2 separate regions of the Mus musculus genome follow, and region 2 is linked to region 1. A link is a loop called in an ENCODE intact Hi-C map of the cell type or tissue named here. Cell type or tissue: heart. All regions are shown on one strand. Each heading gives the region's core, and the rest is flanking DNA. Links, peaks and the distances in the headings are about the cores only. Region 1 holds the start of Colca2 (COLCA2 homolog). Region 2 has its middle 14 kb from the start of Gm32742.

Region 1 (5,371 bases), core at 105-5,104:
GAGCAGGCATACATTATTCTCCCTGGGGTGCTATCTATCACCCTTGCTGACTGGGTACACTGTGTAGCAGTCCCAGAATTCCAAAATCCTTCTGTTTGCTCTCAGAAAGAGATTTTACATCTGGGTCTCCTACTGAAATTCTATGTACATGACTCCTGTGAGCTGGAAGGGGCGGGGATGAGAACTTTCTAGGAAGCACAGTAGGGCATATCCCAGAAAGCAGCGTTATGTTCTTAATAGACATTGGTTCTGAAGGCTTGCTTCATTCTCACAGGGAACTCAGAAAATGGCAAATGAGACTTCTCTCAAGATCAGAGCCTGGTCAAGTACTGAGATGCAATCCTTCCTCTTGCCCTGTACTCTGCTATGAGCCAAGGGTGGTCACACCAATTCTAAGAACCCAACAGCCACAGGATTGCTTTGCCTAAGTGGGATGCTCTGGGTATGGCTGAAGCCGAGTTCTGCAAGTACCAAGCTCCTGGTCCTCGTTTTATTAATGGTATAGTTATGAACTACTGAGGTTATTAAACTCCTGTTAGTATGATCGGCTCTGTAGAAAGATGAGTTTAGAGAGCCAATACTGAAAAATAAGATGATCTTGTTTCTACCTTTAGCCTGTTTCTAACTTCAAGACTTTGGATCTTAGCTGTCATGAGGCATACAGATTTCTGATCTCTTCATGTCATCTGATCATTACAATCAAATGAAATAATGAATATACAAAGGTACTTTGAACAAAGAATCACTGAAAATCCACCTTAGTATTATAAGAACATTCTACTGTTGCCTGATATTCTGCAAATGGGGACAACTAATTTATCTAGCTGTGTGTATCAAATCATAGCAAATGTGCTTCAACTCTAAGTTCTGAGAGAAAGGTGTAATACACATTAGTGCAAACGGCCCATCCACCCTTGGTTGGAATTTACTTTAGTGATCTGTTGAGCACTCTCTGTGGAGAATGCCCCTAAACACTTATTTAGCCTTTATACAACTCTTCTTAGCTTTCAACAGAACAATTAGGGGAACAGACAAAGAAGCCTCTAGTAAGTCAATGTATCGGAGGACACGTGCCACAGAGTCACTGAGAACTAAGCCCAAGTCCTCTGGCTCAGAAACCTATCTCACCATCACTCCATAATTTCTCCCTCCTGTTGCTTGAGGTGCCAAAGTTCCATTCATGAAGTCCAACATGGAACTTGCACAGGATCACATGCTGACCAGACCAGTGAAGTCATAGATGACTGGAATCCTGTCTGATCCTCCCTCCACACCTACACCTACCCACAAGCACTAACAGTGTCACGTGTAGAAGGCTCTTCAAATTGAACTCTCTCTCGGTGGACAAGCACGCCTAGTTTACATGGTTCTGCAGCTGCCCCAAGCACTTGGGTTATAAATGTGAGGTGTCAGAGTGTCTTATGACTACCCAGATCAGTTCTGTCATAGTTCTGTGTATTCCAGAGAGAGAGGCCTTTTCTTCCAGAGACTTCCAGTGACTGCTGGTTTTTCATATACATGACCTCAGAGCCTAAATTACAGAGAAACTAGGTGGGTTTCTGGGAGATAATTTTTTTTCAATGAGTTTGTTGGGGCTGTATCTATACTCTCTTAACACTATAAAAACATATTTAACCTGTTGGCTGCCTCTCTTCCTTGCAGAGGACCAAGAAGCCTTCCCCACTCAGCTATGAGCAGTGAGAGGTGAGCCTCCCACAGTCCTGAGCCCTACACCATGTCCCACAGGTTTTGGTGGCTGCCTATGGTGACCTGGGAAGTTGGGGACAGATGTAAGAATCCCTGAACAGGGCTGTGCTTATGGGTGGCCTCTGCATCTTCCCTGACACAGGGCTGAACGAAGCCTTCGATGGACTGGGAGGGACAGAGACGGAGAGGGTGGTGCTTACGTTTGCCCCTGAGGTGGCCTGGTGTGCCCTTCTTTGCTGCAGAAGCTCTTTCACGGTCATCTTCACACGGACGCCTTGATACACCTTAGGTTTTTCTGGGGAGAGGCAACAGGGTTAGTGGTCAGTTTCAAAGCTTGGGTGTCAAGGGGATACAGTGAGGGTTCCCTTGGTAAGGCTAGGATACCCAAGGCCAAGTTTCTACCTTTGCAGAACACACGAAGAGAATGAAAAAAGAAAAAGAAAAGAAAAAAAAAGAAGAAGAAGAAAAAGAAAGAAAAGATAACGTTAAAAAATACCCACATTTCTCAAACTAGAAAAGGTTAAGCACAGGCAGGTGCTTCAGGGTCCTAGTGGGAACAGTATCTGTGGGCATCTATGAAATTATTCATCCCTAGCTGGGCCCCATCCTCAGGACAGTACCAGCTGTTCTGCTCTGGAATGTGGAGGGAGGTCAAACAAGCCTGCTATTTTGGCTACGATATTAAATCTGGGGTTCCGGCTCAGCTTGTGGATCTGGGGTGCTCTCTGTTTCCAACTGATCTCGCGGACCTCACCATAATGTGAACAACAGCCCCTCTCCCCATGCCCCCCGCCCCACTGTATTCCTCTATCAATCCAGGCATGGCTTCTGGGGAAGTACAACCTTTATTTGTGGTGCCCTTGGTCTGGAAGCAAGCCCTGAAACAAGCGACAAGCTACAGGGGTCGGGGCAGTCAGTCTGTCCTGGCCCTGTTAAGGACTTACTGCACTGACCCCAGAAAAGGAGCCAAGATCGGGAAATAGTCTCCTGTCGGTCCTTTCTCTTTTTCAAAAATGTCTTTTCTTCCTCACCCCCTTCCTCCCTCTAGTCTCCGACTCTGTCGCTCTCTTCATCTCTTCCCACCCCCTCCCTTTCCGGTGCAGGCTTTTGGAGAACTGAGCTGTGGAGAGTTCTCCAGCAAGAGCTGCAGCTCTGGAGTAATGGCATCCCGAGGCTCCCTAGGACCGCGCAGTCGCCTAGAGGCAGCCCTCCGGAAGGGGCCGCCCCTGAGCCGGCAGAGCTGGGCCGGGAGACCTGGGAGAGCCCAAGTAGCCGGCTGTGCTAGGCGGGGGTCGGCTGGGAGGGACCGGTGACCGCCTGGGGTCCCGGCAGAGCGCAGTGAGTAGGTCTGACTGGTTGTTAGGCCAGGCTAGACCCGGCAGAGGCACTTTCCGAATAGAGTTTGACTTAGAAGCCCAGTGTGACTCCCACCCGACCTTGACCCTGGAGAGAGCGCTTATTAGAATCACGGGGAGGGGCGGAGCACAGTGGCCCCTGGCCTAGGCGTTTGGAGACAGTGCCAGGCCACCAGCGCCTCGCCTGGTTAGTGTAGGGACCGCGGCTGGACAGCAGGGAGACCCCCACCCACGAGCCAGATCCTGAAAGTTAGGATCCCTAAGGAAAGTTAGTGCGCTGTTCTTCCCGGTCCTGGGCATCGGTTTGTCTTGCTGCAGTGCCAGGACGCGCCCACTCCGCTCCAGTCTCCTTTCCTCCCATCCCCACTGTCTGGGTCGGCTCTGGGATCTGCAGGCAGCGCGGGCGCGCCTCGGGGTCCACGCGGGACCAGCCCCAGCCCAGTTCCCTGCCGGGTGCGTCCTGCTCCAGTCCAGGGCTCACCGTGAGCCTCTAGCTCCCCCGCGCCGCCGCTTCTGGGCTCACAAGGTCGGCGCCTCCAAATTCCCAGGACTCCAAGGTGGAAAAGTGAAAGGGCAGGCAGGGGCGTGGGGGACTCGATTGTCCGGAGTGGCCTTATGGGTCTCTGGGCCTCTGCTCTGGGGGGCAGTCACCCAGAGGGACCCGACACAGCGGGATCGCGTCCTCTCTGGATCCATGCCCGGCCCTGACTATTATTCCCTGACTTTGTGCCTCTCTGTTATACGCAGGAAAAGCAGAGGAAATACACTCGGATCCAAGTGCCCCTGGCCCTCATGACCCGACCCCTGGAAAAGCATCTGAGTTACCCGACATCCTGGTCAGCAGGAGCTGGGCTGGAGACTGGATGCTGCAGCTTCAGAGACTCAGCACCTAGGAAGGCTCCTGTGCAGGGAGAAAGGCAGAGATGCGACATTTTTAAAGTTTCACAAAACACGAGGCAGCACCCAGGTCCCTGGATCAGGAGACACACAGAATTAATGTTTTATACCTTCGGGTATAGGTTTGAGTTTTTTCCCCCTCATGCCAAGTATTTAAAACCTCTAGAAACCCATGATTTGACAATCAATGATTGCGCGATACTTTCAATTTGAATATTCAAAGGCTTAACAAAATGGACTATCTTCTGCAGAAATCCTGCACACAGGCACCTCACAGAGAGTCCAGAGAAACAGAGAGGGAGATCCCTTTGGGTCCTGACCCTTGCTTTTCTCCTATTTTAAACATTTTGTCCACCTGCCCACAGGCAGAGCAGGTGTCCTCAAAGATGCTCTATGTTAGTGCCTCAAAGGCTGCCCTGAAGTCCCCACTGACCTAGGCTGTTCCCTGTGGACCACCTGAACCAGGTTGGACAGCCACATTGAATCTCTCTTGTCCACTCTCCATTTTAAGGGGAAATGGCAGGTTTTGGGGAATGAACATGGCAGACAGAGGGTGTGGCACAGCAAAGAGCCACTTTGGGCCCAGGCTGCAGGTCAGAGGACGGCAGAGGCCAAAACTTTGTGCTTTGTATCCCTCTGGCCCTGCCTGGCCACAAGGCTTGCCTGTCCAGTCTGCATCCTCCCTCCTGCTAGGTCACAGACACTGGGCTTCCAGCAAGCAGTCCTTAAACATCAGCGCTCTTTGCTCTTTGGAGCTGTAGACCAGCACAGCTTCCTTGACCCACCTGAGATTCCTTTAGGCCAGGTTTCCACTGCTGCATTGTGGCAATCCCTATTCCTATGTTTTGGCTTGTTTTTAATTCCTCGAACCCCAGACTTTTTACCTCATAGAACTCCTGCTTCCTTTAGAGGAAGGGCATGGTTTTTTCTTTCTTTCTTTCTTTTGAAGGCTCTGAGGAGAGAGGTAGGAGGAATTTGGAACCAACCTGTCTTCTTGGATCCCTCATGAATATGAGTAACTCCGACCCATGCTGATGTGTATTTTGGAAGCTCTGCCTGAGTTGCTCTCTGTCCTGTGATTTGAAGGATGAAGAGACTGGAGTGATATGGAATGTCAGGTCAAGATGTCACAGGGGGACAGAAGGGTCCCCTTTGCAAATAACTAGGAGGTTTCCAGGAATGCAGATAAAGTGATGGTATAGGCCTCTCTCTTTTAATCCCCGAGTTGTCTGAAGTGCAAACAAAACAAAAAATAAACCTACCAAACAAAAGCCAAAAAAAAAAAAAAAAACACCAAAACCAAACCAAAACAAAAACCCAAGCTTTAGATTAAAAAATCTTTAGAAAAAAGTCTGAAAACTTAAAAATATATCAGACATAGTATATTAGATATAGAGTATCTAACAAACAGC
Region 2 (5,371 bases), core at 85-5,084, 96 kb before region 1:
CAGTGCTAAATACTCTCCTGGTCTTGTGAAGAGAGATTCCTCAAGTTGTGTAGATGATGTTCTTCTTATCAACCAAAGGGGAGGACAGTAGACAGCATATGTAGTTCTGTGTGTATCTCCTGGGACTTTTGAGTCTCATCTCTTCTGAGAGATGATCATGGTCTCACCTGTCCTGTCTGTTCCAGAGTCTCTACTGACACAGAGACAATTCCCCACTATGCTTACTGCCTGCTTTCTATCGATACAGTATTTGTCTAAAGGGGGAATAAAGTGGTTTTCTCCAGGCCAATCCCAGATTATCACCTGGCTCAGGAAGATGTGTTGGTGCTGATATTCTGGCTTGCAGCTGGAGATCTAGCATCTTAGTTTGGTGTATGTGGCATTGATGCAATTTCAGGATGAGATTCTAGAAGGTGGCATCTAGCCTGCCTGAGATGGTTTGGGGGTAAGCTTCAACATCAGGCAGGGAAATTGGCAGCTGGTTTCTGTGAGCACTCCAGGGCTTTTCACCTTGAGGTCTACTCAGGTGCCACCGAGAAGACTAGGAACTTTCTTTTCCTCAGACAACTGGGCTGTATCTTAGGTGCTGGGCTCTGAGCATCACAAGCCATTTTAGTTGTTCATTGTGGGCCTGCCTCATCCTCAATCACTCCCCCAACAGCTTGCCTTTAGGCTTTCTCGCACTGAGTCAGCAGCGTCCCCCTCCGTTGCCTTGGCATTGTGAAATCAAGCTAAGCCAAGTCCGATTACAATGCATCAGTTCATCAGGGAGCCCACATCCTGTAATCCTTTCCAAAATGATGCTCAGCCAGCTGGCAAGCAGTGGTAAAGAGCATCCGAGGCTGCTGAGGATTCAAGACTCTGTAAAAGCCAACAGAAGGAGCCACAGGAAGGGGAGGTCATGCCACTGACTGGATCTCTTCATGCCCCATGTTGGTTCTGTCTTGCTCACCCTATTTCTGGCTGGCACTCTGAAATCCACCAGCACTGCTTGTCGGTAGCCTGACACTTCTCCACAGAGCCAGTACACTAGGCATTTGGAACTTTCCTCTGTGTTCTGCTGATGAGTTTTGAGAAACAAGCCAGTAGTTTTCTTTGGAGATAGTCTCCATCCATATAATTTTTTCTATCATAGTCCCAATGGAGAGACATTTGTTGACTACTTTTGCCCTTGACTTAAATACAGAAGTATTCGGGTGACCCCATTATTCAGCAAAGGGGAATGAACAAGGCAGTGTATACATCAAGTGGTGTTGGCAAAATAGAATTAAGTTTGGTCACTGGTGTGAATGGAGTTTTCTTTCAGTATCTTGGCTCTGGGATTGATTGTTTCTGTCTTTAAGGAAAGCTCCCTAGCACTTCTCAAGTGCCATTGTTGACTTCTTTCCTTCCTCATTTTCTCTCCCTCCACATTCTCTTCCTTTACCTCCCCCTTCTTCTACAGTCTTGGTGTGTGGCCCGTATTCATTTCAAGCTTACCACAATATCCTACACACTAGGATTGTAGGTATATTCTGCCATACCTGGCTACCAGAGTTGCTTTTCTTATGGGAAATTGTGTCATTTTCTCCCCAAATTGTACATTGAAGTTCCGGTTCCCAGAACTGCCAGATTATGACTATACTGGGAGACAGGGTCTTGAAAGAAGTAATGAAAATAAGACAAACTCATGAATGGTCCATAAGCCAATATGAAAATGTCCTTGTAAGAAGAGACTACATCACGCACATGAACAGAGAGAAGGCTATGTGAAGGTGAAGATGTGAGGGGAGCTGCCTGCAAGTCAGGAAGAGACTCTTCAGAAGATGCCAATCCTGCTGACACCCTGTCACATGGCAGGAGAGTAGATGGATGACGGTGCACATCTGTCTATTCTCCGTAACTGATAGGAAGTAATTTCTTTCCTGAAGCCACCCAGTTGTGATATTTTGTTTCGGCAGTTCTAGAACACAAACAAACAAACAAACAAACAAACAACCCTAATTCAGATATAATTGAAGGTTTGCAGAGGGCCAAGAGAGCATTGGGCTAGATTTTTCTATTTTGATCAGTTTCTCCTTGAGATCTCAAGATTGGCAGTATCTCTCTGGCTTCTCCATCCTTTTCTGTCTAGGCAGCCATCAACCTTATCTCGTTTGGGTTACTTGAAATGATCAATAAATGTAGTGTATCTAGTCTGGTCTTAGTTCCTTCTGTGAAAACCACGTAAAAGAACCCACAGAATATCAGTATCACCAGCATGGCAGCGTGTCTTCTGGAAGCGTGTGTTTTATAGGCAGTGTGGTAGGTACCATGATAAGGGTCTGCAGAGATAGGGGAACACAAAACAGGAGGGCATAATCCCGCTTGAGGAGACCGGAGAGGTGGTAGATGGGCCTGATGTCTGTCAATATTTTGAGGGCAGGAACTGGGTCTTGCTCACCTCCCCTCACCTTTGTGTACTCTCACACTATTCTTCGAACAGAGAAAGGAGTGACTATCTAGTGTGCCAAGTGAGTGAAGGACTCTCTTGAAGTTCCTTCCAGGCTTCTGAGTCCATGAGTCTGTGATGTAAGAAGCCTACAGCAGTCAGCCGAAGGTAATGGAGGAAGGTGGCATGCAGACCCCAGATGTGGAGCAATGCAGTATGCAAAGTCATTTCTGAGCAATCAAACTGGAAACAAGGGAGGCAGTGTACAGTGAGCCTCCTTCCTTAGCTCAGATTTCTGGGAGGATCCTGAGGCCCAACAACAGGAACCTGGTCATGACTGCTGGCTATACCTACGCCTCTTTAAAACCCCTAGCTCTTAATATAGTCACACCGATGGTCAAAGGTGACATCTTGTTCTCCGCAAAACGAAGGTTGGTCAAGCTCCTCACAGCTGTTTCCCGCCCAGAGGAAAGCCCCTAAGTTCCCAGGCAGTGTAAATGGTGTGTTTATAAAACACACCTTGTGCCCTGAGTATGTAAAAAACACTTCGTGTGCACAAACTTGCAGCTGGTTCAGCAGGGAGGGATCCTAGACGCTCAGGAGCAGGGAGCGGGGTAAGTATGGATAAGAGAAAGATTCAGTGCCAATCAGGACCAGCTGGCTGCTCTGCCCTGGAGACTACCCAAACAGATAGAAAACTGAACTTCAAAAACTGTCAGACATTGTGAGCTTTTGGAGAACAAATTGGGTCCAGACACCATGTAAAGCCAAGTGGCTTGTCCCAAGCAGAGACCCCAGGGAATGATTGCTGGCCATCAGTCTGGGTACCCAGCATCTGAAGACTTAGAGGCAGCTTACTGCTCCCCATTTGAGGGATTTCAGGATTAGATAACCATCCTTTCTGGCTGGCCTTTTGCAATGTGGAGCAGAAAAGTAAAAAGTCCTTTTTTTGGTAAGAAAACAGCAGATGGGGGAAGGAGGTCCCTCCCGGCACGGGCTGTGTGGTGCCTTCAGATGGGCTGTTTTGCTTCACGCTGAGCTGAGCTCACCTGGGCAATGACCTTATGACAAGAATATCAGGCAGAGTCCAGACCAGCAAAGAGGGCAGGAAGAGGAAGAGGAAGAGAAGCAGGTGCGGCCATGTGAAGTCGTGACTGGCAGAAGCCCCATCAGAACTTAACCTCGCTTTGAATCCTTCGGTCAGATCTGATTAAACTTTAACAAGGAAACCTCTCAGTCTACCACAAATAAACAAACAAAACCAAAAGAGTAGGTTTCAACCAAAGATGGAAGACAGGATTACTGAAGTCATCAGATGCTCTTCAAGATGTAAGAGCCTTCCTCAGCTATTCTGGTTGCCTTAGGGTTAGTTAACAGGGCAAATGGTGTCAGTGTCCATAGTAGCTTATTGGGACTCTGGGAAGTGTTGGGGGTTCTAACAATGACTTTTATGGTAGTAAAAATAAGAAGAATGACTACTGCTGATTGAGCATTGGATCTGTTCAAGTCCCTTGCTAGGTACACATTGTCTCCCTTAGTCCTATAAAAGATCATTTCTGTCCCCTTTCTACACATGAGAGAATGGGGTGTAGAGAAATCCATTTTTTTTTTTTTGCAAAGTCACAGAGAATGGAACTAGAATACAGTTTGAGGAGAGCTAGGGCCAGAGCCTGTGCTCACATGGTCCCACTTCGCTGCACTGAGGAGACACCTGGGCCCTTTTTTCAGGGTGGGGTGGGGGTGGGGGTCAGTCTATGCTAGGAAGAGTCATGGATGCTAGAACAAAAGCCTGCTCTGGGCTTGTGTGAAGCATCCCATCTTATTCTACTCTGTCGTGCAACTGATTCTCAGACATGTTCTTCAGGGTGTCACTTCAGGTTCCTTGGAGGTCTGGGTGAGTGGATTTTGGGGGACACTAAATGAGAGTCATACGTACTTAAGATTGAACGTCATGGATATGACTGAGGAGAGGAGAAAAGAGGAGAGGGGAGGGCGGACAGGAAATGGGTGGCTGGGAGAGAGTCAGAGACAGACAGAGAGTCATGGGCAGACAGACAGAGACTGAGACTGTGACTTAAGTTTATTGCATGAAGGGCCAGGAAAGGAAGTGACAATGAAGGCCTTATCCTCCTGTTTTCCAAACTCAGGCTGTCTTATTCCTATAGATGTCCACACCTCCAGCCCCAGAGCTGTCCCTCCCCCTGCTTCTGGCCCCATGCTCTGGTGGATGTAGTGTGCAGCCTGCTTCTCTGGCTTAGGTAATGGAGGTTGCTGGACTCACCACCAGTAGAGGCTGTCCTCAGGTCACACAGGGACACAGCCTCACCAGACTCCTGCTCTCACAGATGCATACTGCAAACCCCACCTCTGCTTTTCTCTCTGTTCAGCCCGAGTCCTGGGCCAGGCGGCCTTAATGCTTCTAAGTAAAGAAATAACCCCCCTGTCCATTACCCTCCTTCCTTGGGAGTCCTGCACACAGAACTGCTTTAATCTCCCTCCAGTGATGTCTCAGGATGAAGGAGCATCAGGGTGAACTGTACCAATGGCCTGTTTACAGCCAAGGGCTTTGAAGAGGGTTGGAGGAGATGGGGAACTTTAGAGAAAAGAGGTGTGACTGAAGGTTTCTTTCTTCCTGGGTTAAAAGGACTAGCTAGTTAGTCTTACAGAACTAGCTAGTTAGTCTTACAGAACTGGTTGATTCTTCCTAAAATCTTAGGTGTTTTGTAACCTTAAGCACTCATTCTCCCAACCTCATCAGCTGGGAAGGCGGCAGCATCTCTAGCAACCTCAGGTTTCACATCTCCCCTTGGGAGGTGTAGGCTTGGGAGGGCATGCGGGTAGGTTTTGCTTGGGGATCTTAGGAGAAGAAAGGGAAGCCCAGAGACCTTGATCTTGTCCTATGCTTTGGGAAGCTGCATATCCCACTGTTGTGTTCCAGTGAGCCTGGGCTCATTAGAAACA

What was found. A loop is a pair of places that touch in the nucleus more often than their neighbours do. Peaks named below come from ENCODE experiments on the same cell type or tissue, not always from the same donor. Only the 100,000 strongest peaks of a DNase experiment are listed, where the experiment ranks them.
Region 2: it touches region 1 in a loop (2.6-fold over the local background); 1 of 42 quality-filtered maps calls a loop at or near these places.

Annotation. Positions count from the first base shown.
Region 1 is chr9:51,275,689-51,281,059 of GRCm38, forward strand. It overlaps Colca2 (COLCA2 homolog), which reads right to left and starts at 2,866. Exons shown (of 5, transcript NM_001195681.1): 1 at 2,652-2,866; 2 at 1,908-2,002. The coding sequence starts at 1,967. Gm32819 (a long non-coding RNA gene) reads left to right here. Exons shown (of 9, transcript XR_003948163.1): 2 at 275-1,551; 3 at 1,663-1,704; 4 at 1,850-5,371. In heart, for the core only: CTCF peaks have their summits at 2,928 and 3,566; DNase peaks (open chromatin) are centred at 2,923 and 3,453; H3K4me3 peaks cover 1,727 bases; H3K27ac peaks cover 1,761 bases; H3K27me3 peaks cover 935 bases.
Region 2 is chr9:51,180,053-51,185,423 of GRCm38, forward strand. No RefSeq gene overlaps it. Among named protein-coding and RNA genes, the nearest start is that of Gm32742, 14 kb to the left of the region's middle. In heart, for the core only: no CTCF peak of the experiment used is centred there; no DNase peak of the experiment used is centred there.